Linked DNA regions of Homo sapiens: all the other regions are linked to region 1. Evidence: chromatin loops called from intact Hi-C (ENCODE). Cell type or tissue: B cell. All regions are shown on one strand. Region 1 overlaps STRBP (spermatid perinuclear RNA binding protein). Region 2 holds the start of LOC124902266 (a long non-coding RNA gene). Region 3 overlaps RABGAP1 (RAB GTPase activating protein 1). Region 4 overlaps RABGAP1 (RAB GTPase activating protein 1). Region 5 holds the start of LOC105376265 (a long non-coding RNA gene).

Region 1 (5,000 bases):
CATATAGATAATTCCAATTCAACGTTACAATTTTTTTTTATGAACCTCTTGGATTTTTTTCCTCTTCCACTAAAAATCTTGATTCTTAGTATTTATTTATATTCATATATGTGCTTTATAATTAACAGAAATTACAGGGAACAGTTCAACATTTCTTTGCGGGATAAGCTCTCAGAGGCAAGAAGCCACTTTATTAATGGTTTATTTTTTACTTCTGACACAGGCAGAACCAAAGGTGCTAGAGTAGAGCAACAAAGTAGAAGCAAAGAAGAGTACGCAAGGTGCTCCAGAGATGCTATAGTTAGAAAAATTCCACATGGATTTACACTGGCAGAATTACACTTCACAACATGTTTCAAAATTCCGAGTTCCACAAAATTCAAATGCCACAAAACAAAATACACAGTGAATAAAAAAGAAAACATCTACTCATATTTATATATTAGCTCTAATCTTTACAAGGTGGAGCCCCATTTTATAAAGAAACTAAAAACTAAGAGATTAAGCTAACCAAATTCACACCCACTCATGCCTTGTCTAATCTTGTCTCCAATCATGGGCCCAAATCTTTTTTGTAACTATTTCCTAACAGCTGGACACACCTGTAACAAAAACACAATTCTTCACTCACAGAACAAAACAGCTTTCATTAACTCTCTCGCAGTTCAGGAACTAAACAGGGCTACCTATTACCTCCTGAATCAGATTTCACCTGACTTAATTCAATCCTATCACCCATTGTTCCCATCACTTCTAATTCCAGTCAGACCAGTGAGTTCTCTGTTCTAAAAAATGCCAAGATAATTCCCACCCACAGACATACTCACGATTCATCTTTTCACGCAACTTTCACGGAGCATTTACTACGTGTTCTAGGCCTGTACTCGATACTAAGAGGAGAAAGACAAAACAAGAAATCCCACCTCAAAGAGTTAATAACATTATAGGAAAGAGATACTTGTAACTGATTAGGTAGACTCAAACAAGTACTATACTGGGGTACAAAGTCCTATTGAAAACAGAGGAAGATGTCAAAAAGAAGTGACCAATTGGAACTTACATGTACTGCTGGTAGTAGTGGAAAGTGAAAAAAAGATACTTAAAACTTTTCAGCAGACTCTCCTAAAGCTGAACATACACAGAACCCATGACCCATTAGTTTCACTCCATGTTACATACCTAGAGAAACATATATATTTAAACCAGAGGACGTGCAAATATGTTCATAGCAGTACTTACTTGCATTAGTCAAAAACTGGAAATAGCCTATGTGTCCATCAATAGTACAATGGATAGTGTTATACTCACACAATGAAACAATATGAAATCAACAAAAAATGAAGTCCACAAATATTGAAAGAAATGCTGAAAGAAAGAAACCATACACACACAATTTTGATTACATAAAGTTTGAAAACAGGCAAAACTAGTCAAAACCAGTGATTCAGTGGTGGAGTGGGGAGTGTGCAGTGATGAAGATGAGGACACGGGAGAAGTTTCTGGGTGCTGGCAACGTTCTATTTCTTCTGGGTACCGGTTATAAGGATGAATTCACTTCAAGAAAATTCATCAAGCTATACACACTTATGATTTATGTAGTTTGTTTTACACTTTAACAAAAATTTTACTTACAAAAGACAGATGGGGAAAAAGGAAAACAGAAAAGTAAACTAGCATTTATATTCTAGTAAGTTCCTAGACACCATGGAAATTATTCTATCTAATCACAGCCACCTCTGGAGGTTGTGGTATACACGTGTTATTTCCTTTTTCAGCCCCACATCTGAATCCTCTTTCCTATGTTTGGGGAATCCCCCACCTTATGAGGCAGCGCCTACCTCCAGATGGTGATTCAAAAGCAAATGACTCAAAGAAGCTGGGTCCTCAGAAAATCTATTCTGGCAAGTGAAAGCAGCAAGCACAGCAGCTTCATCCAGTTTCCAGAGACAGTAATTCTACCTACAGTGTCTAGCACCCCCTGATGGTATTGGCGATTCAACCTCGTCTGTGCCTAGAATCTTGTTCCTGGATGCTAACTTCTCAGCCTATTTCTCCAGCCCTCCAAGAGATTCTGTGAGCCACCTAACACCCTGTTCATAAGTTCCTTTCCCAGACTCAATTTCTGTTGCTCACAACTAAAAGTCTTGACTATTACCCCATTTGATAAATGTGAAAAAAAGCTAATAACTTTGAAAAACAGTTTGGTGGTTTTTTATAAAGTTAAATTCACTTATCATACAATCCAGCGCTCCCACACCCAAGGTATTTGCCCAACAGAAATGAAAATGTTTATAGCAAATTTACTCATAATGGCCAAAAACTAGAAATAACCCCAAAATCCATCAACTGGTAAATGAATAAACTGTGGTAAATCCATACACTGGAATACTTCTGGGCAATAAAAAGAAATGCACTCCTGATACATGCAATTACACAGATGCATCTCGAAAGCACAGAGGCTAAATGAAAGAGGTTTGACTAAAAATGAGTCACACTTAAGAAATCAGATCAATGGTTTCCAGGAGCAGGAGGTGAAGAGAGGGAACTGACTACATGGCACTGAAAGGAACGTTTTGTAGTAATGGATATATCTTGATGGTGGTTACATGACTAAGTCTGTCAAAATTCATAGAACCGTATATTCAAAAAAAATGTATTTTACTATATTCAAAGTATACGTCAATAAAAATGACTTTTTTATTATTAAAAGGGACTCAAGAATGGCCAGAAATCTTCCTCAAGGTCACATATATACTAAGCAGATTCAAACTCAGGTTCTAATTCAGATGCCATGCCTTGAAGGTTAAAGAGATCTTGCTAAAGGCACAGAAAAGAGAAGATTGGGAAAGATAAGGGAAACTAAGTTGTCCTTTTCTCCCCAAAACCTAATCAAAATTTTTCAAGGCCTGCCTCAGACCCCCACCTCTGCCATACAGCCATCCATTTACTTATTCCACAAATATATCTTGAATGGTTACTATGTGCCACGCACTGTGACACTTTAGGTTACATCTGTAAACAAAACAGAAATCCCTGCCCTCATGGAGCTTCAGCTTAGCGGTGTTGGGGAGTGAGGGGGTGGCGGGGTGGGGAGGAAGAGCAATGTATCACTGTCTCAGTCCATTTTATGCTATTATAACAGAATACCACAGATTTGGTAATTTATAATGAATAAAAATATATTTGGCTCATGGTTCTAGAGTCTTGGAAATCCAAGACTAAGGGGCCACATCTGGTGAGAGCTTTCTTGCCACGTCATAACATGGTGGAAGGCATCACATGAGCGAGAGAAAGAGATCTAATTCACAGCCTCAAGTTCTTTTATAATCAGCATTAATCCATTCGTGAGAGTAAATTCCTCATGATCTAAACACCTCCTACTAGGTCTCACCTCCCCAAGTTGCTGCGGGGATTAAGTTTCCAACACATGCTTTTTGGGAGACGCATTCAAACCACGGCAATCATAAACATAAGTCAATAATGTACTCAATCAATGTTAAATGTTATGCAAAAATTTAAAAGAGGAGAATCCAGAATGTAGGAGGAGCAAGTTACATAATTAAAGGTAACCAGGGTAAGCTTACTGAATATGGTGAGCTTTGAGGAGATCTGAAAATGGTAAAGAACATTTCCAACAGAAAGAACATCAAGTGCAAAGGCCCTGAGTCTAACACACACCTGTTTGAAGAAGAGCAAGGAGGTGAATGCAGTAAGCCAAAGGATAACAACAACAGATGTGGTCAGAGAGGTAACAGGGTCAGATGAAGTAGGGCCTAGTTTGGCTGTTACTGAGTGAAACAGGGAGGCAATGCAGGGTTTTGAGCAGAAAATGCATATGATCTGACATATTTATTGTTTTCTCTTTTTTTTTTTTTCTTTTTTTTTTTTTTTTGAGATAGAGTCTCACTCTGTCGCTCAGGCTGGAGTGCAGTGGTGCAATCTTGGCTCACTGCAACCTCCGCCTCCCAGGTTCAAGCTGTTCTTGAGCCTCAGCCTCCCAAGTAGCTGGGATTACAGGTATGCACCCCACACCTGGCTAATTTTTGTATTTTTAGTAGAGACAAGGTTTCACCATGTTGGCCAGGCTGGTCTCAAACTCCCAACCTCAGGTCATTCACCCACCTCAGCCTCCCAAAGTGCTGGGATTACAGGCCACTGCACCCGGCCTGATCTGACATATTTCTAAAGGATTATTCTGGCTACTGTGTTGAGCTAGACTGTTGGAGGTAAACATACAGCAGAGGATCTAATTAGAAATCCATCACAACGATGCAGGTGAGACATGATAATCAGACGAGGGTAATGGCAACGGCAGAGATGGTAAGAAGTGTTACGACACTGCAGATATTTTAAGGTGAGGTCAACGAGACTTCCTAGCAGATTGGATGTGGGATGTGAGAAAAGGAGTGTAGGTTAACTCCATCGGTTTTGGCCTAAACAACCGGAGGATGGCATTGCCTTGATCAGAGATGGGGAGACCTATGGGTGGCACATATTTTTAAAGAAAGAAAAGGAGTTGGGTTTTAGACATGTTCCATTTAAAATGTCTAACATCCTGGTGGGCAGGCAGCTGGACACATGGCTCGGAAGGACAAAAAGAAGAGATCTAGGTTAGAGATATCAACTTGGGAGCCAGTTCAAGGATAGTACTTAAAGATGTGTAAGTCTAGATAAAGATCTCCAATGGACACGCCAATTTTTAAAGGCAGGAGAGAAAGGAGTAAATAACAAAGGAAACTGACAAGGATTGACCAATAAAATGTGTGTGTGGGGTTGGGGGACAGGGGGAGCTGCACACAACATGCAGTATCCTGGAAGCCAAAAGTGAATAAAGTGTATTACGGAGGAATGAATAATTGTGTCAAATGCTGGGCATAGGTCAAACAAAATGAGGACTGTGAACTGACTGTTGAATTTAGGCACTTTGATGTTACTAATGACCTTGTCAAGGGCACGTTCAGCTAAGAAGTTTGGGAAATAGAGGAAAAACCTGATTAAAG
Region 2 (5,000 bases), 110 kb after region 1:
AAGGCCACCTGGAGGCCTTTCCTGAGATCTCCTATCTTACAGGTGGAGGGAGAGTAGGGTGATGGGGTGGCATGGAGGAGGGAACTTCACCGAGGGCCCAACTCCCATCTTCTGGGTAAAGTCCTCTAGTGAGAGCCCAGAAAAATCACAAGAGTCCAGCCCCCCAGCCATTGACCAGCTGGAGAAACTGAGGCCCCAAAAGTGGAGGTACTTACAGTCACTCAGAGAAGTGGGTGCAGAGGTGGGGCTGGAATTCATCTCCATGCCCTTCCCATGGCCTGTGCTGGGAGTGTGGCTTCAGATCTGAGAAGGCCTTAGATCATTTGTTCATTCCTTCATTCATTTGTTCATTCATTCTTTCATTCAGCTAGTCAGTCAACAAACATTTCTTGAGTGTCCACTCTGTGTCAGATGCTAGATTTAATAATTGTGGGTATGGCTTGGTCCCTGCCCTCATGGAGTTTATAGTCTAGCACTGTGCTGCCCAGTGCAGTAGCCTCTGGCCACATGTGGCTGTTGAGCAGTTGAAATGCAGCTGTTCCAAACTGAGATGTGTTACAAGTGTGAAATACACACTGGATTTTGAAGACTTAGTATGGAAGAAAGTAAGATATCTCAATGATTATTTATTTATTATTATTTTTTTTTTTAGACAGAGTCTTGCTCTGTTGCCCAGGCTAGAGTGCAGCAGCGCAATCTTGGCTCACTGTAGACTCTGCCTCCTAAGATCAAGCAATTCTCCTGTCTTAGCCTTTTGAGTAGCTGGGACTACAGGCACACGCCACCAATCCTGGCTAATTTTTGCATTTTTAGTAGAGACAGGGTTTCACCACGTTGGTCAGGCTGGTCTTGAACTCCTGACCCTAGGTGATCCGCCTGCCTCGGCCTCTCAAAATGCTGGGATTACAGGCGTGAGCCATGGCACCCAGCCATTAATAATTTTTTTTATCTTGATTACATGTAGGAATGATATTTGGAGTATAGTGGGTTAAACAAAATATTAGATTAACTTCTTCTGCATCTTTTTACTTTCTTAAACAGTAGTTACAGGGGACGGTGGTTCATGTCTGTAATCCCAGCACTTTGGAAGGCTGAGGCAGGAGGATTGCTTGAGTCCAGGATTTTGAGACCAGCCTGAGCTATATAGGAAGACTCCACCTCTACAAGAAATAGAAAAAATTAGCTAGGTGTGGTGGCACACGACTGTAGTCCCAGCTACTCAGGAGGCTGAGGTGGGAGGATTGCTTGAGCCAGAGAGTTCGAGACTGCAGTGAGAAGTGATTGTGCCACTGTACTCTAGCCCTGCTCATTCTTCTGAGAGGAGGTGGCTTCCTCTTGCCAGTGAGGAGGTCTCTTGGGGCCCGTGTGAGCAGCCGAGTACTTGGGGGCACCAGCTCTGTGGCTGTACCACCTGGACCTGGTCTTGATTCTGCCACTCACCAGCTGTGACTCACCACCCCACAATGACCCACATGATTACAATTGTGCTATGGGTCTTTTTTTTTTTTTTTTTTTTTTGAGACAGGGTCTTGCTCTGTTACCCAGGTGGGAGTGCAGTGATGTGATCACAGCTCACTGCAGCCTCGAACTCCTGGGCTCAAGCTACCCCCTAGCCTTAAGCTCCTGAGTAGCTGGGACTACAGTTGTGCTCCACTGCGCCCGGCTAATTTTTTAAAAAATAGAGACAGGATCTCACTTTGTTGCCCAGGCTGGTTTTGAACTCCTGGGCTCGAACAGTCATCCTACCTCGGCCTCCCAAAGTGCTGGGATTACAGGCATGAGCCACTGTGCCCAGCCTGTGCTGAGTTTTGCAGGGAGAGCACTCGAGCAGGTTAATGGCAGCGTCCGGCCAGTGGAGGAGGTGGCATTTGAGTGGAGGCCCCCAGGGTAAGGAGAAGCAACTAGAGGGGAACAGCATGCTGGACCAAGGGAACAGCAGGGATGGAGATCGGCCCTGTTGAGGCCCTGAGAGAAGCAGGTCAGCTTGGCCGAGGCTCAGAGATCTGGCCAGGAGGGGGGCCCTGGTGGTGGACAGAGGCCAGATCACAGGACCTCAAGGGCCACACTGAGGAGATTGTTCTTTATCTGGAGGGCAGCTGGGAGCCATGGAAGGTGTGTAAGCATAGGAGTGCCTGGAAGCCTCAAGCGCTCTCTGGCCTTGTATAAGGATTGAGAGAGGCAGAGTCTGAAGCTGGCTTTCTCTTCCTCCAGAGAGGTGGCCCATGGCAGGGCTTGAATTCTCGCCAGGTGGAGCTTGCTGGAACTCCAGCTTCACTGCTCTCTCGCCGTGTGGCTGTGTGACCTCAGCCAGATGACCTGCCTCTCTGTGCTTCGGTTTCCTTATCTGTAAAACAGGAATAACGGTGGTGAGTCACTCGAGGGTTCTGCGAAGACTTGGTGACGTAACGCTTGCGAAGTGCTTGGCACAGAGTAGGTCCACGAATAGTTGTCCCTTTTCCTTTTCCCTTCCTGAGTCCCCCCACCCCACCTGTCAAACACCATGCCCCCGCTCCTCAGGCGGCAGGAAGCAGGATCGGAGGAGCGTTTCTGCACCCGTCAGAGTATTTATAGCTGTGTGCTGTCAGCCCGATGTTGTTTTTCGGTTGCATATATATTTTTACATTTTCCACCGTCACACATGGTTTCTCAGTGCGGTTGAGAAGCAGCGGGGGTGGAGGGTGGTGGATGCAGAGAGTGGAGAGTGTAGGAGGCGGAGCCGGATGGCCCAGGACAGCACCGAGGGACGGCCTCGGTCACTTCTGTCTCAGCTCAGAAGCCATCGATGGTTCCCTATTACCCTCTGCCCGCAGCCCGGGCTCCTTCGCCATGGGTCCAGGCCCTCCCGAGAAGGATTACATGTAGGAATGATACTGCGCACCGCAGCTGCGTTTCTCACCACTGGCTCTCTCCACTCCCCGCGTCTGAGCCACTTTCTTCCCCGAGTGCATAACCAGGGGAAAGCGAACCGGACGTAGCTCTGCTACTCACCAGCTGCGTGACCTCAAGCAAGTTTCTTTACCTTTCTGAGCCAACGTTTCCTTTCCTGTGAGACAGGAGCACTAACTCCAGTGTCCTGGAGCTGCCGTGAGGATTGAGTGTACAGGCGCCTGCCCACGAATCCATGGTAGCCATTGTTAGGCGCGCTTCAGTCGCGTGTCTCCAGGCCTTTGCACAGGCCGTTCCCTCTGCCAGGAATCCCCAGGCCACCTCTTCAGGGAGTCCTCCGGGCCTACTGCTCCCCCGCACCTCAGCCCATCCACTCTGGGAGGGGACTAGGAGAGTTCTTTGTAACGAAATTCTTTCTCCTCTAAAAATAGATGTCACACTCCTTGCTTATAAAAATAATCCGTACCCTCCCAGTACCAAGCCTTCCCGTGTTCCTGCTCTATCCTCACACACTTCCCCGGGAAGTGGGTACCATGTCTCCATTCTTCAGGTGTGGGAAGTGGATTCGGGAAGGGAAGTGACTCATCCCAGCTCTACTCAAACTCAGACTTCAGACTCAAGGCCCCGTGGTTCTTGCTACGCGCAGCCTGACATGGCCTCCCTCCCCTACACAAGGCAGAGTTGTCTTCAGAATCTGTCACGTGGGTGATCATGCGACCCCACGGGGTGTTCTGAGGAAGCAGAGGGGCCCTGAACTAGATGCCATGGCTTGGTGCCCAGGACACACTCCCTTTCCTCGCAGGTCACTGCCTCCAGTCTCAGAGCCCACCCAGGCTCCTCTCTGCTCTCTGACCTCCTTCTCACAACTTGGGAGCCCAGGGCCCCCCACTCCCTGCCTGCCAAAGGCCAGGCCCTCAGAGCTGGCTGTGTACCCCTAGCCTTGGCGTCTGAAGTGGGTGGAGCTGGCCGTAGAGGGCACTGTTGCTAGGCAACAGTCTGGCAAAGAGTATCAGGCGCCCTGAGAGGAAATGAAAAGGGGCCTTTCCTTGGGGGCTGGAGGGGAACAAGGTGGGGATGGAAAGAAGAAGGGCCTCCACCTCTTCTCCATGCTGCCAAGACCTATACCTCATCTTCACCCTCTCCATCCCCACTTCAACCTCTCACTTATTATTTTTTGAGATGGAGTTTCATTCTTGTTGCCCAGGCTGGAGTGCAGTGGTGCAATCTCGGCTCACTGCAACCTCCGCCTCCTAGGTTCAAGCAATTCTCCTGCCTCAGCCTCCCAAGTAGCTGAGATTACAGGCACCACGCCTGGCTAATTTTTTGGTATGTGGTAGAGACAGGGTTTCACCATGTTGGTCAGGCTGGTCTTGAACTCCTGACCTCAGGTGATCCACCCGTCTTGGCCTCCCAAAGTGCTGGGATTACAGGCGTGAGCCACTTTGCCCGGCCTCAACCCCTCACTTATTTACTCATCTCTACTCTCATTCATTCATTCATCATTACACTCACTCGTTAATTAGCTTGTTAATTTATTTACTTGCTGTCTGGTGAATCACGGCTTCACTACTTGCTGCGACTTCGTTACCCCATCTGTGAAATGGGAATAATGACTGTATAGATTTCATAGGGTTGTGTTTACACCGCCCATGGTGAGCACATTATAAATGTTTGTTCTTATGATGATGAGTTATTCACAATACTTCCTAAGCACCAGATCTGTGCCTAGCGTCACGCGGGGCTCTGCGGTGACGGAGGTAAATGAGCTCTCAGCTCAGTGGGAGAGACAGATAAGACCACAGGTGGAGCTGGCATGGGCCTTGCCCATCACCTCCAGATTTCCTCCGATTGTTTTGTGGGCACATAGGGGAGTGTTAAGGGCAGGGGCTGTGGAGCCCTGCACCATGGAATTGTAGGCTGACCCTTTACTTACTAATGCTGCACTCTTGGGTGACAGATTTAACCCCTCTGACCTTGGTTTTCCATCTGCAAAGTGGGACCTGGCAGTAAACATCTTCCTGGATCTAGAGAGGATGCAATGAGATCATGTGTGACCCTTTCTGGGCACTGGGTCAGCTTGCAACAGGGCAGCAATTATTGTTATTGGTGCACGG
Region 3 (5,000 bases), 120 kb before region 1:
GTGCTTTCTTTCTTTAAGTTCTACCTGTATTACAGAACTTGTCAGATTTTACTAAGATAAGCAATTTACTGAAAAGTGCCTCACTAACATATTTACAGCTCAGAGGACAGGAACTTGGGAAAGTTCTGTGCTCATGGCTATGTTTGCGCAAAGCAACATTACCTAGAGCAGGATGACACTGGCCTTCGTCATAATTAATGTTTAACCAGATGTGTGTGTGTGTGTGTGTGTGTGTGTGTGTGTGTGTGTGTGTGTGTGTGTGTGTTTGAGACAGAGTCTTGCTCTGTCATCCAGGCTAGAGTGCAGTGGCGCCATCTCGGCTCACTGCAACCTCCGCCTCCCAGGTTCAAGCTATTCTCCTTCCTCGCCTCCCAGCTAGCTGGGATTACAGGCTTGTGCCACCGTGCCAGCTAATTTTTCGATTTTTAGTAGAGGTAGGGTTTCACCATCTTGGCCAGGCTGGTCTCGAACTCCTGAGCTCGTGATCCACCCGCCTTGGCCTCCCAAAGTGCTGGGATTACAGCTGTGAGCCACTGCGCCTGGCCAACCAGATCTGGTTTTTAAACAGAACTTATTTTCTGATTCTAAAACTTTAATATTCTTGCAGAAAATTTGGAAAAGAAGAGTAAATAAGGGAAAAAAGCCCTTATGATCCATTTTCCACATATAACATCTTTATTAATACTGTGGTGTGTATTCTTTCAGTCTTTGTTCAGTGTTTAACGTCTAAAATTTCATTCATTCTGAGATAAGCATTTCTTTTCACATTTACATCTCTGAAAGTCGGATGTTTTATAATTGGCTTTTTGTGGTTTAATTGGCAGAATGTTTTCTTAGAGGAACATAAAATGACATTTCTTACAGTTAATGGCATCTTATTTTGATGAAATGTGGAATACATTTTATTTGTAATCATAGTTTATGTACATTTTTGTGTTCTATTTCAACCAGCATGCATCCATTTTCCAATGTTATAAAAGTTCCTCAAAAACCTTTTAGAGGCTGTGTACTTCCTTGTATAAATATAGCACAGTATATTTAATATTTAATTGTTTTTGAATAGTTTATCCCCTGCTTTTTTGCCTGTCTCCAGTTCTACAGTGAAAATTTTTGTACATAAATTTTTATCTAGTTACAGCTTCATTTTTCAGCCTGGGTTCCTAGAAGTGAGATTACTGAATCAAGACAATGATAATTTTATTATTTTTGGTGTATAATACCAAGTGGCTTTTCCAGTAGGTTATCTGCCAGTTTACAAAGAGCACAGGTTTTCAGAAACTGTAGTGCTCAACAGAGAAGCCGTCTCTTGGTGTCCCCCAAAGGAGATGCTCACACCATCCTAAAGGGCCAGTTCCTCTTCTTTGCCTCTTCACATCTAACATTCAATTTCAGCAAAAAGTGGATGACTGTGAGCGGTGCCGGGAATTTTTCAACAAAGAAGGGCGTGTAAAAGGCATAAGCTCAACCAAGGAGGTTTTAGATGAGGACACGGATGAAGAGAAAGAGACGCTCAAGAACCAGCTGAGAGAAATGGAGCTAGAACTGGCACAGACCAAACTCCAGCTGGTGGAGGCCGAGTGTAAGATACAGGTAACAGCAGCAGAGCTCAGACATGTGCCTGCGGGCTGGGTTTCCTGATGTGCACTAGAGACCCCAGAAATTATCTTTATGGTTTGGGGTTTTTCCACACCTTTTAAACTTTGGTCACAGTTGTCATGAGAAGAAATATAGGACTTGTTACTGGCCAGTGGATGTCTCATCAGTATTTGGCCTGTCTTGAGGATTTCCGCTGTCATATTGAGAATAATACACAAAAGCTTGGAATCTTTTGATGGGATGAGAAGACAGTGCTTTAGAAACACAGCTCTACCACTGAACTGTTTGACCTTGGGTTAGTAACCTCCCTACATCTCAGGTTCCTTATCTACAAATGGAAATGATGAGAGTCCCTATCTGATAGGTTGGTTTGAGGACTAAGTAAGATAGTGTGCACAAATGGCTTGGCAGAATGTCGGGGGCTTTATAAATGCAAGCTTTTGTTCTTCCAGTTCCCACCACTTAACTAGCTTTGTGACTGTTAATATACTACCTATCTGAGCCTCCTTTCCTGATAAAGAAGTTAGGGCTTGTTTTGGTCATCTTAATACACATTGCTAGGTCCACCAGCACCACTAAACCCTAAGCACTGTTTATGGAGGGAACAAGTTCAGGATAAAAGCTTTAGGGCTGATTCTCCCTCATGGCACACATTCACTGGGCATCTGCTCTTTGGCAGGCCCTGTTATAGGTCTGGGACTGCAAAGCTAAGGCCTGGTAGTGTGACTACCCGGAATAATCAGGAAAGGCATCACCAAGGCAGCAGTAGCTGTGCTGTGATCAAAGAATGCACAGGGCTTGTAGCTACAGGAGAGAGAGAACAGTGGCAATTCCAGGCAGAGGGAGTGGCATGTTCAGCAGCACAAGGAGGAGAGTGGCTGCCCAGGAAGGACCCTCAGGAGTTCTTTCCTTGCAGTAGGGGATGGAGGTGGTGCTAAGGCTGGAAGAGAGTGTGTGGATCCAGATTGCGAAGCATTTCAAATGCCATGCTAGGGAGTTTAAAGATTTTTGCCAAAATGAAATGATGTCACCAGAAATAGAGCATTACCTGTCTGCCTGGTGTGCATTAGGTGGACAGAAGAGGGAGACATAGCAAGTAGAAGACTGTTTTAATAAATAGACCAGGCAAGAAATTAGATCTTAACTAAAAGCTCCCAAATCTTTAGGCATTTCAGGCATTTCTATGCCAGTTGGAGACTGGGGGAATTCCCCGAGGCCTCTCCAGAGTAAATAGACTGCATTCTTGTCTTGGTTCTCCTCTGGGGAGCCAGTGTCATTGACACCAAGCCCAGCATCCTCATGCACACTGTTCCTCTTGCAGGACTTGGAACACCATTTAGGGCTTGCCCTCAATGAGGTGCAGGCAGCCAAGAAGACGTGGTTTAACCGAACACTGAGCTCCATAAAGACAGCAACCGGGGTTCAAGGGAAAGAGACTTGCTGAGAGCAGCTGCCGCCTCCCGACACCTTCAGAAAACACGACACCTTTTGTTGCCTTCTTTGGCCAGATGTGTGATTCTGTGACTTGTCCCAGGACCAGAATGTACCTAAGTCAGATCCATAGACGCATGTTGGTAGGTCACTGGACCAGAGCTTGTGAAGCAGGCAACCTCTGGGGTAAGACTACTGATACTAACAGGCCTGCTAGCTCAGCCGACGCTCTGGACACTCTAGAAATCACTCCTCAGTGTGACCTCCCAGGCCTCTTCCCCGTGTACGTCAACACCTCACCCAGCCTAAAGGCTGAGTTTACATGATCAGAGTTAGGGGATCCTTCAGTCTGTTGATTTTTTTTCTAAACCTTTTTTTTTTAATATACATATATATATATATATATATATATATATATATATATATATATATATATAGTGGGGGTGGGGCAAGGGATCAGAAATTCAAATAATTCTTTTCTGCTTCAATGCCAGCAGAAGGTCCCCCAGGTAGACATGGAGAAGCACTTTGTTTTAAATAGGAGGGTTTCATAGTTGCATCTGAAGCCACCTGGTTCTGTTAAACTGTATGGTGCAGGTTTTGGGTTTGGCATTATTCATGTTTCTGATCAATTCTATGCAACTCTCATAGTTCCTGTTACTTTTTAGCATTAGCTGCCAAATGACTTCAAAAGGCTGGGGTGGGTGACTTGACTGTGAGACTGGATTATAACATGGACAAATCTTATTTTGCTTAATGTGTTTGTGTGTGTGTGTGTGTGTGTGTGTGTGTGTGTATGTATATATATATATAAATATCTTTCCCAATATGCCCCGTTGACAGTGTTTAAATTCCAGACTAGGACTGCTGATCTGCACAATTTAATTATGTGGTTATTCGAGCACTTAATTTCACTCAAGGTTCATTGGGCTCTGCTCTCCTCCCTGCCATTACGGGAGCTGTGGACAGAGCTCCCTCACTTCAAGATTCCTAGTGTTTTTGCACAACAGGTTGTCCAAGTGAGAAAGACTGAGTTGCGTGTCTGTAAATGTCTGCGCAGGGTGCACATGCTGCGAGGTCTCCATCCTCCGGGCCTGTCCCTCCCAGATGGGCTGGGCCTTTGGGCCCTCCTCAGAGTATGCCTGGGTACAAACCTCACTGTTCAGATGGGCTGTAAGTTCTCACTTCAAAGCTATGGAATGGATTTTAGCACCTTTAAAAAAAAAAAAAACTTTGACTTTTAATTTATATAGTGATATGCTGACAGGCTGACACGCAGATGGTTTTGTCCTCTTTTCTGCGTTCAGTGTTGAGGCGGCTGCTTACAAGAGGCACTGGTTTTGTATATAAAGACACTCGGGTTGTTTTGTAGCTCTTTTTCTTATTGGCTGTACTAACGCTTGCTGAGGTTATCTGTAATAAGGGAGGTAACAAGTGGCAACCCCCTCCCCACCAACCATCCCCTTTGCTGCTTTCTGTGTCTTTCTTGTTCAGTTACCAAAATAGCTGTAAGCCTATCTAATGCTAGGTGTGTGGACATTGTGCTAAGGTAGTTTCAGTGTGTCAACTTTATGAATTGAAATATAAACCAGTAAAATTGTATTACTGTTTCTTTTGTTGGTTTTATTTTAACAGCATATTGATTAAATATTTTGGTACAAACAAACAGCATTGCTTTGTAAAAACCAGTTTTGTCATCACCTACTCCTGTCGCCTCCCCTTCTTCCCTCATCCCCTGCGCACAGAAGCAGTCAGAGAAGACCACTGTGTGTGCTGTAAGAGAGGCATGTGTGAGCGCGAGGCAGCCCCTCACCCACCTGTTGAGACGTATGGAGTGGTAGGGTGTGGCAGGCCACATGGGGCAAGATGACGACGTTGATGCCTCTGTGTTTGTTTATGATGAACATTGCCCCTCTGAGAAATAACATGCTGTAGTAGCAGGGATGAGGGACACTTGGTGTTTTTGAGGCTTA
Region 4 (5,000 bases), 140 kb before region 1:
TGGCCTCCTTGCTGTTCTCAGACCTTTGCACTGGTCAGTCTCTCTGCTTGTAATGTTCTCCTGAATGTCTGCATGGCTTCACTGTCCCCTCATCCAGTCTTCGGCTCATATATCCACAGCTTCTCAAATTGCAGTATCTAAAGTAGCAGCTCCCCCAACCTTTATGCCATTACGTCCTTATCCTATCTTATTTTTCCCTACTGGAATGGAGGCTGTGCAGCAGAAGAGACAATCTCTTTGGCTTACTGCTGAATCCACAGTACCAGGAACAGGATCTCGCTTATAAATATCGATTGAATAAGTGAATGAATAAATACACTGTTGAGTGTCTACCATGTGTTTTACAAAGAAGAGTTAACATGGATTTGGGCAAAGCTTAATAGTTTCCAGCCAGAAGTTTTACCTTTTGGATTCCCATTAGCTTGAAACACTTTAATAATATATGGATCCTTTATTTCCATATATGGAAAGGTGGGGAAAGTCCAGATAGGAGGTATCTAATGTCTTTTTTTTTCTTGCCTATGCCTTCAATGAGTTAAGTCTGACAAGGCTGCCTTCAGTGTGTCTGCACAGCACATATATTTTGTGCTTAGATATATAATTCCTTCTAGACCTGGAGAACTTTGCATGTTTGGGGTACACTTTGGATGTTTCCCCCTATTTGCACATGATTTCAGGTGAGATAGTAGTTTTTCTTGAAATCGGCTCATAGCCTGAAAAGAGTACAGATTCACCAGAACATAAGAGAATGGGATTTTTCTGCCAGAAGGTGAGCTATGGTATGTACAGTTTAGTTAGTGATGATTTGTTGTCTTCTGGCAGCTATACTTAATACCAAAAAATTTTAAGAGAGATACACACAATAGTTGAACCTGTTATGGGCAAAGTGATAATTCAGTGGTAACTTGCCAGTTCAAAATTAGGAAGTCATTGGCAAGTGCATCCTGAGCCCTGCATTCTGTGGCTTGCGTGAGGTATGAGTACACATGAGGATCTGTGGTTTGAGTCCATTAGACCTCGAAAGGGCGGTTCATGATATGTGGTTCCAAAAGCTTGTTTGGAAACAAGCTTTTGAACTTTTTCATGTGGAATTTACAAAGGTAACTTTTGCTCTGCAACTCACTGAAATCTCTTTCCATTATTTTTTAAATGTTTGTAAATTGTGGCTTGGTTTACTCAGTTGTACAGTTGACCTTTGAACAACATGGTATGAACCGCATGGGTCCACTTATACGTGGATTTTTTTCAATAAAAGTTATACCAACTATGCCTCCTGTCTCCCCTTCTACCTCTGCCTCCTCCACTTCTGCCTCTGCTACCTTTGAGACAGAAAGACCAACCCCTCTTCCTCCTCCTCCTCAGCCTACCCATCATGAGGACAACCAGGATGAAGACCTTTATGATGATCCACTTCCACTTAGTGAATAGTAAATATATTTTCTCTTCCTTACGATTTTCTTAATATTTTCTCTAGCTTGTTATATTGTAGGAATTCAGTACATAATACCTATAATGTACAAAATATGTATTAATTGACTTTATGTTTTCATTATGGCTTCTGGTAAATAGTAAGCCATTAGTAAGTAAATTCTGGGGGAGTCAGAAGTTACACGTGGATTTTCAGGTGCGCAGGGCGTCAGTGCCCCTAACTCGTGTTGTTCAAGGGTTAACTGTACTTCCTGATAATCAAGGTGAGAATTGGAAATATTTTGCCTCACATGCCAGTCTAGGAAAAAGATAGCTACTTTTGTTGTCATTGTTGTGATATTTGGTCTTTTGAGAAGGGTCTTGCTCTGTCACCCTGGCTGGAATGTAGTGGCACAGTCATGGCTCACTGCAGCCTCAACCTCCCAGACTCAAACGATCCTCCCATGTCAGCCTCTCAAGTAGCTGCGAGTACAGGCATGCACCACCATTTCCTGGCTAATTTTTTTTTTTTATTTTGTGTAGAGACAAGGTCTCTTTGTGTTGCCCAGGCTGGTCTCGAACTCCTGGACTCAAGTGATCAACCCACCTCTCCCTCCCAAAGTGCTGGGATTACAGGTGTGCGCCACTGCGCCGACCATTGTTGTGTTTTAATATTATGATATTGTTGTAATTTGTAGTATTGATATAGTTCTTAAAAGCATCTTATTTCTTCCTCACAATACCCTGTGAGATACAATAGGGCACATCAAGTGACTTACCCAAGTCATACCAGCTGTATAGTGACAGACCACCCTAGTAGAACTGAGGCCTCTGACTCTTATGTTCCCAATGCTTTCCAACGCATTCCACTGTCTCTTACCATTGCAAAGGTTCAAGAATTAAATTTGGTGTGGCAGTATCTGAAATGGCCACAAGATGGGTGTGTTGCTCAAAAATGTCTATCTTCTTCTCGGTGCCCTTGGAAATTTTTTTTTTTTTCTTTATAAATCTTTGTCTGTCTCAGTCCTTACTTGCCTCTCTACTTTTGTCTTTTTCAGGCCTTTTACTTCTCCTATTCTCCCTCTTTCTCCTTAAAGTGAACTTATTATGGAACTGAAATGTTTTACTTATTTCTTGAGGAGTTTAGATCCCCTGCTCCTAAACTAAAATTTAACAGTGTACCTTAGAACTCATTTAGCTATCCATTGAACTTCTCCCGCTTTATGGGTCAGTGACCTGAGATAGAAAAATTGTTCCACTTCTGATAGAGGATCTAAAAGGAATTCCATTCTAAATAGATTATTCTAGAAGATCATTTATGGACCTGGGAGCCCCACAGCCCTTTCATACAACTGCACCTTGCATAGTCTTTAGAGGGGAATATTGAAAGGTCTTTTAGATTTTTGATTCAAGAAATATGCAAGGGAAGCTCTTTCTTCATGTCTGTATAGGCATTTTTGAGAACAAGTGAGACATATGAGGCTAGTTTAGAAGACCCAAGAATCATGCTCTAAGAGATGGCCCAGTGAGTTTCCTAGATCAGACCTGAGGACTTGGCCATTTTGCCATAGAATCCTGCTTAAGGTGAAATGGAATTGCTGAACCATTGCTTCATTAGAACGTGTCATTTTAAACACAACGTGATGTGCCAGACTTCAAACTACTTGTAAGAAAAGATACTAGTACAAAAACCAAATAGCAGTGTCTCCAAATTAATATAATTCTTAACCATTTGCTATTTGGAGAAACAGAAAACTCTTCAGCATTTTCCCTTGGGGGATATTTTTATTCCAGAGCTTAAAAACAACACTAGTTTGAACTTCATTCTCTGTTCAAATTGTTTGTGTAGTTAGTATGTATTAGATTTAAGCTCTCTGAGGGCAGCGACTTCATCCGTCTTGTTTGTTGATGGATTCGCAGAATCATACACAGTGCTCTCATACAGTGAAATAATCCTCACAGTGACCATATGAGGGCCTTTTAGGGATGTGCATACTGAGACATAGAGAATTGATGTAAACTCTCAAAGGATATAAAGTTAGTAACTAATGGAGTTGGGATTAGATCCCAAGAGTTTCAGACTCTGAAGTCAATTCTTATGGGCATTCTGCTTTACTGTAAATGATGGATTGAATGAATGGGACAGGAGCCATTTGTGTGTTATCCCTTTTTAGTGATGTTAGTAATGTAATCTCAATCTCTGTGTCAGAGTTGAAACTTATTCTCTATACACTACACAAAGTTCAGCTTTCTTTATAACTAGACCAGACTGTAGTTTTATTTCTTTGCTTGTTCCTACCTTTTAGAATCAGATTTTATGAGGAAACTTCTGAATGGATGCTCTCTCTGTAATGAACCCTAAATTTTGCCAGTTGTTGCAAGGGTAGCAGTGGGCACTGCCTTCTTTTAATAAGCTGGTCTCCCTTAGTCCTTATCTGTTTGGGTTCTCTGCTACTAATTTGCTTCTTCCATTTTAGAAAAACACTCTGGTGGTAGAACCAGAATACCTAATTGTACTTAGTGATCTTTGAAGGAGTTTGAGTATTAACTGTTTGAACAAATTAAATAAAAAGGCTCAGAAATTAAATAGAATGTTTATTTCCATTGGTGAAGAATGCAGACCTTCGAGACCCACAGACCTTGGCTTTTATCCTGGCTCCGCCTCTGCTGTGTGACCCCAGGGTAGGTTAACATCGCAGGGTTGTGACAGAATAAGATGATGCCTTTAAAGTGGCTGCTGCTTGCATCCCTCAAATACGAGTGTTCTTCTGGCCTGCCCTGTTTTGACCTTTGCCCAGGCATCCAGAGTACTTTCCTTAAGTCAGTTCAAGTCAACAAACGCTTGTAGATTTTCTTATGTGTTCAGCACTGAGCAGGCCACAGAGATAAATAAGAAACAGGAATCACCCCAAACTTGCATTCTTATGCTGGCATTGCCACTTAACACTGGGTCCTTAACTTTGGACAAGTCACCTATCTATGATACGGTATGATGTGAGCCATCTGTGATATGATAAGTATCACCTGTGATATGATCTATGATAGAGTAAAATGAGGGAGATAATCCCTGCTCTACTCATCTCAATAAGTTGTTTTGAGAAGTAAATAAAATAGTAGATATGTAGGCATCTTGTTATCCTGAAAGTCCTGAGTAAATCTCAGGTTCTTTTTATCAGTAACTAAAAATCAGTCCCTGTCCTGAGCATTAAACAGGAAGATAGACTTGTGTCAGATTTCTTTATTTAGCTTTCTGATAGTCCTACCACATGAAGCAATGAAGACTTTGGAGTCAGGATCTCCTTAATGTACCAGACTCTTTCTTACCCCCCACTGTCTACCCACTCACCCAACAACATGCTTCTCTCTCGCCATGCAGAGCTACTAATGTTCAACCTCCCACTTCACTGGATTCCCTATGACTCCAGCTCAGCAGAGATTCTGATTTTGGCAACACTTTTTTAAGCCAAACTTTGAAAGCAGCTCCACTTCCAGAGGGTAGCCTGTTTCATGCTTTTCTGTGTTAAATTGACTTTGTTTAAAATGGCTCTTTGTTTGCAGCACATGTTCAGAGTTGTAGCTGTGTCTCTTGATTC
Region 5 (5,000 bases), 96 kb after region 1:
TGGGGACTGCGCAGAGAAGAGTGAAGGGAAAGATGGTGTCAGAACTTCCTGGGTCCCTCTGTCTAAAACCTCTCAATAAAACCTCATTCCACCCTTATCTCCAACAATCTTTCCCCCTTCAAATCCACTCTTGCTTTTGTATTTACTTTGTAAACAGCTGAGGACCTTCAGCTCTTAGGTTTCCAATTATGACACAATTTTATTTTTCTAGTAACTGCCACCAACAGGACTCCATGAAGCCCTCTGCCTGGCTGGGAGTTATGTGTCTTTGACCACACCTGGGTTCCATTTCTTTCAGATGGTTTTGGCTATAAGAACAGTCTTATTCTAGTTAAGACCTGGTAATTTTAAAACTTCAGGCTCAGGCCGGGCATGGTGGCTCACACCTGCAATCTCAGCACTTTGGGAGGCCGAGGCGGGCAAATCACCTGAGGTCAGGAGTTTGAGACCAGCTTGGTCAACATGGTGAAACCCCGTCTCTACTAAAAATACAAAAATTAGCTGGGCGTGGTGGCGGGCTCCTGTAATCCCAGCTACTCGGGAGGCTGAGGCAGGAGAATCGCAGACCCAGGAGGCAGAGGTTGCAATGAGCCGAGATCATGCCATTGCACTCCAGCCTGGGCAACAAGAGCGAAACTCTGCCTCAAAAACAAATAAACAAAACAAAACAAACAACAACGAAAAACCTTCAGGCTCAGATCTGTTTCAAAATTTAGTTCTTCCTCTGCAAGGCAAGCTGGGCTGGGAGCTCTAAGGGCTTGAAGTGTGAGTGTGTGTGTGTTTTGGGGAGTTCAGAGGTCACACGCACACACACTCACACCCCTTCTCTGGGCTCACCCCTAGGGTTGGGGCTTGAGGAGAAGAAAGAAGGACACAGCTGTCTCTGGACTGACCCTTGGCTAGAAGATTGTGTGGTGCCCCTCCTGTAACCCATGGCTGTGGTGGGCTGAGCTCAAAGCCTGACACCTGGCGGTTGTAGGTGAAGGCCCCTATAGGCCCCACTGATCAGGGACTCAATTCCAGGCCCCTTCCTCAGGCACTGGTGGTTTCTCCCCAGAGAAGTGACACCTTCCAGTTAATCTTTGGCCGGCCCCTGTGCCACACCCCTCCCTTATGTTGAGATTCTTGGACCCGTGCTGAGAGGGTCCAAGCATGGGTTCAAGAATCTGCAGCCCCCGAGTCTTACCTTCCATAGCCTCTGCTCCCAGACCCCCGTGTCTCCCAGGAACCGGAAGCCCAGGGGCCTTTCCCTGGCACTGCTCTCCACAACCCCATCTGATGGCCCTGGGGCTGAGCAGATGTCTGGCCAGGGAATGACACGTGAGTCCCCCCGCTTCTTACAGTCACCCCCAGACTTGATCAGCAGATCAAGTCTCCCCTCCTCTGCAGAGTTCTGAGGGGTAGAGAAGACATTTTTATGTCTGAAAAGGTGTATATGTGCAAATTCTGGTGTCTCTCAAGGTAAAGCTCAACCAGACCGATTTGGCCTCTCTCCCCCTGGGGGACAGAGTCTCAGGGTGGCTCTCACTGGTGACCTCTGGAACAGAAGATTCCTATCAGGACCTCCCATGGTGCCTTTACACCAGCCTTGCCCACAGCATCTTCCCAGACACAGGGCTAGACATCCGGAAGTCAGGGCATCATCCTAACTGCCCTCTCCTCTTTCCTGCCCCACAACATCTCCTCGGTCACCAGACCTACTTCTCTGCTCCTGGTTCAGGTTCAGGTTCATGGCCTGGACGTCAGCACGGGTCTCACTAGTTTCCCTGCCCAAGTTCCTCCCCTCCACTGGCAGTGACCTTCCTAAGCCTTAATCTTAGTTTCATCACTTCCCTTCACATCTGATGGCTCCCTATTACCCAGAGAATCATATTTCAACTTCTTACTTTCAAATTCTAGGCTTCTCTTGATGTGATCTCCACCCTCATCTCCAGCCAGGTACACACAGTGTGACAGTTGGTAATGACTGGCCCCAGAGCACTGTGTTGAGGGCTGTGAGGGTTGAATCAGGGTTCAGTGGGAAGGAGAGTGCGGTGATCAATTAGTGATGCCTGCCATGGACGCAGGGGCGGCAGAACTGCAAGGTTTTTGCCACCCTGTGCTAGTCATATTAAACTGTCCACATTTTCTCACCTGGAATCCAGCTGGACTCTCCTTCTTTCCTTTCTCCATGGCTCAGGATTGGGGTATGAAGACCCATGTCTCAGGTTATTGCCACCATGAACTCACCATTCTCCCCCAAACTTGCCAAATATTTACACATGCTGTTCCCCGCTGCTGAGACTCCCTTCCATTTGTCCTCCATTGGACAAATCTCTCCTCATTTTTCTGTCCTAATGAACTCGGGTGACCATGTTTCTCAGTTGCCTGGGCTTGCACTGTGGTGCTGGCATTATTAATAACCAATCATTATTAATAGCACCCCTTTCACTTTCACACCTGTCTCAGTTTGCACTATGAATCATCCATGCTTACCTGGATTCTAGCACATGTGATGCCAAAGACCCTTGTGTCATTTAGGTCTGTCTTGTCAACACTCATCCCAGTGTCTGGCACAGATAGGATCGTTGGAGTGGAGTGGAATTGAGCTAATGGGAAGAAGGAGAGAAAGCAGGCAGAAGGGTGAGGTGGGGAGACCCAGTGGCCCCAGTCAGAGGAGTGGAATAGTCAATAACAACATCAGAGAAGAAACCAGGGCTTCCAATCAGGCCTGCAGATCACTCCTGGGAGGGGAGGGGCCGTGATGGAGACACCGATGGGGTAGAACATAAACAATCTGATGAGGAAGGCCCAGACCTTGCTGGCTCACTCATGGCATCGGAAAGTGAGAGATCTAAAAATAAAGCTGGCAGACAGAGAGGAAGTGGGCCCAGCTGAGGTGCAGCCCTGTGCCTCTGGCTGCCGGCTCCCTGTGGCCAGGCTCCGAGGGGGTCCTGGTGACAGGGCTGAAGCCTCAGGGTCTCTACACATGCAGTTCTCACTGCTTGGAATGTGCCTTTCCTGAGCCCTTCCCCCAGCAAACTCCTCTTCCTGAAGACTTCAGCTTAAAGGACCCTTAATAATCATTCTCTGACTCTCACCCCCTCCCGCAACCCACATCCTGGATAGATCAGTCCTCCCTGTTATACTCCCCGCGATCTTTCCTCCATGGTTCTGTCATTAGATCTTACTTACGTGATCATCTACCTAACGTCTACCGAACTCCTTCACACGACTTTGAGCAGAGGCTGAGAGCAGGGGCTTGAAATCCGATGCCTGGGCTCAAATTCTGCTCTGTTTACACAGGCTGTGTGACCTTGGGCATCTCTTTGTACCTCTCTGTGCCTCATCTGTAAAATCTTTCCTTGTCTAAAATGGAGATAACACTCTGGGCATGGTGGCTCATACCTGTAATCCCAGCACACTTTGGGAGGCCGAGGCGGACAGATCACTTGAGCCCAGGAGTTCAAGACCAGCCTGGGCAACCTGGTCAAACCCCATGTCTACGAAATATACAAAAACGAGCCAGACATGATGGCACATACCTGTGGTCCCAGCTACTCAGGAGGCTGAGGCTGGAGGATCACTTGAGCCTGGGAGGTCAGCACTGCAGTGAGCCATGATTGCATCACTTCACTCTAGCCTAGGCGACAGAGTGAGACCTAGTGTCAAAAAAAAAAATAAAATAAAATAAAAATGGAGACAATGCCAGCAACTGCTTGTCAGCATTGTTGTAAGGATAATGTGTGTTGAAGCACATGGGGTATTTAGAACCTGCCATCCCTGACACATGGCAGGCCCCTTTACTAGTGGCGTTCAGTATTGTTATCACCCGAGGCCAGGGTCAAATCTGTATTCTTACCTCACTTTGCAGCACCTAGCAAAGTGCCTGGCAAGCTCAGTAATGACTGCCGAATGAATGTGTCTTTATTTATGCACCACCTTGTTCCAAAAAAGACTTGAGGCTGTAAGATGACATATGTCATTGAGAGCATTGTGATTTTTTTTTTTAGACAGGGTCTCACTCTGTCACCCAGGCTGGAGTACAGTGGCATGATCATAGCTTACTTCAGCCTCAACCTCCTGGGTTCAAGCTATCCTCCCACCTCAGCCTCCTAGGTAGCCGGGACCACAGCCATGCGCCACCACATCCAGCTAGTTTTTAAATATTTTTATAGAGATGGGGTCCCGCTATGTTGCCCACGCTGGTCTTGAACTCTTGGGCTCAAGCCATCCACCCACCTCAGCCTCCCAAATTGTTGGGATTACAGGCGTGAGCCACAATGCCCCACTAGCACTGTGAATTGTAAAGCACATTCAAAAATCTAGTTGTTACCATCAATAGCCCTTGACTCTCCCCATGGATAGTCTTCCTAATGACAGTCTGCCCGGAGTGTCACACACCTGTGTGGTTGACTAGCTCCCTGCCTCCCAGAGTGTCTGTTTTTGTCTGGTGATAAGAAAAGTCTGGGTCTCAACTGCTCATGAGGCTGACGCAGGAGAATCGCTTGAACCTGGGAGGTTGTAACACTGCATCACAGCCTGGGCAACAGAGACTCTATCTCAAAAAAAAAAAAAAAAAAAAAAAAAAAAAGAGGAAAGAAAAGTCTGGGTCTTGCAGAACAGCAGAACGGAACCTAAACCTGCCTCAGGTAACTTCTGGTGGCCGGTCCCAGTTCTGCCCTCAGGGCTTCAGCCCTTTCAGCCCAGGACCTCCTCCAAGGGATTTGAGGACCAGGAAGCTCCAGTCTGATCTGTGAGCTGGGAAGGGGAGTGAGGGGCTGGGGCAGATATGTGCTTGGCCGCCCGGGGAGGTGCCCTGGCTGTCCACCCGCACCCAGGCCTCTGAGGGCAAGCTGGGGGTGTGAGGACAATGGAGCTGTGTTTTAGTTAAACCGTAGCTCTTGGTGAAATCCCAGGGAGCCTGAATAATTGACAGTGTGGTCAGCAGCTGACCGCTGACTTTCAGGCATGGTGGAAATCGATCTGGTCAACATTTACTGCCCTGGCCCTGGGAGGCC

What was found. Hi-C counts contacts between places; a loop is a spot of excess contacts. Peaks named below come from ENCODE experiments on the same cell type or tissue, not always from the same donor. Only the 100,000 strongest peaks of a DNase experiment are listed, where the experiment ranks them.
Region 2: a loop joins it to region 1, with 6 times the contacts of the local background. A loop is called at or near these places in 9 of 110 quality-filtered maps.
Region 3: it touches region 1 in a loop (4-fold over the local background); 14 of 110 quality-filtered maps call a loop at or near these places.
Region 4: a loop joins it to region 1, with 14 times the contacts of the local background. A loop is called at or near these places in 28 of 110 quality-filtered maps.
Region 5: a loop joins it to region 1, with 2.4 times the contacts of the local background. A loop is called at or near these places in 6 of 110 quality-filtered maps.

What each region holds. Positions count from the first base shown.
Region 1 is chr9:123,223,692-123,228,691 of GRCh38, forward strand. All of the region lies in intron 2 of STRBP (spermatid perinuclear RNA binding protein), which reads right to left. Among named protein-coding and RNA genes, the nearest start is that of STRBP, 42 kb to the right of the region's middle. In B cell, a CTCF peak has its summit at 1,989 (motif pointing left); a DNase peak (open chromatin) is centred at 1,870; H3K27ac peaks cover 4,263 bases.
Region 2 is chr9:123,336,788-123,341,787 of GRCh38, forward strand. It overlaps LOC124902266 (a long non-coding RNA gene), which reads right to left and starts at 3,263. Exons shown (of 2, transcript XR_007061760.1): 1 at 3,020-3,263; 2 at 614-2,344. RefSeq lists enhancers at 1,278-1,437, 2,298-3,307. In B cell, no CTCF peak of the experiment used is centred here; DNase peaks (open chromatin) are centred at 1,384, 2,644 and 3,734; H3K4me3 peaks cover 2,397 bases; H3K27ac peaks cover 4,545 bases.
Region 3 is chr9:123,100,174-123,105,173 of GRCh38, forward strand. RABGAP1 (RAB GTPase activating protein 1) reads left to right here. Exons shown (of 26, transcript NM_012197.4): 25 at 1,393-1,590; 26 at 2,918-4,693. The coding sequence ends at 3,040. Among named protein-coding and RNA genes, the nearest start is that of MIR600, 9.0 kb to the right of the region's middle. RefSeq lists a silencer at 2,397-2,691. In B cell, a CTCF peak has its summit at 2,635 (motif pointing right); a DNase peak (open chromatin) is centred at 2,711; H3K27ac peaks cover 3,014 bases.
Region 4 is chr9:123,079,678-123,084,677 of GRCh38, forward strand. The region is part of intron 19 of RABGAP1 (RAB GTPase activating protein 1); the gene reads left to right. Among named protein-coding and RNA genes, the nearest start is that of MIR600, 29 kb to the right of the region's middle. In B cell, CTCF peaks have their summits at 2,328 (motif pointing right) and 2,534; a DNase peak (open chromatin) is centred at 2,334.
Region 5 is chr9:123,320,031-123,325,030 of GRCh38, forward strand. LOC105376265 (a long non-coding RNA gene) reads right to left here and starts at 1,964. Exons shown (of 4, transcript XR_930331.3): 1 at 1,887-1,964. In B cell, no CTCF peak of the experiment used is centred here; DNase peaks (open chromatin) are centred at 2,931 and 4,631; H3K4me3 peaks cover 1,309 bases; H3K27ac peaks cover 1,919 bases.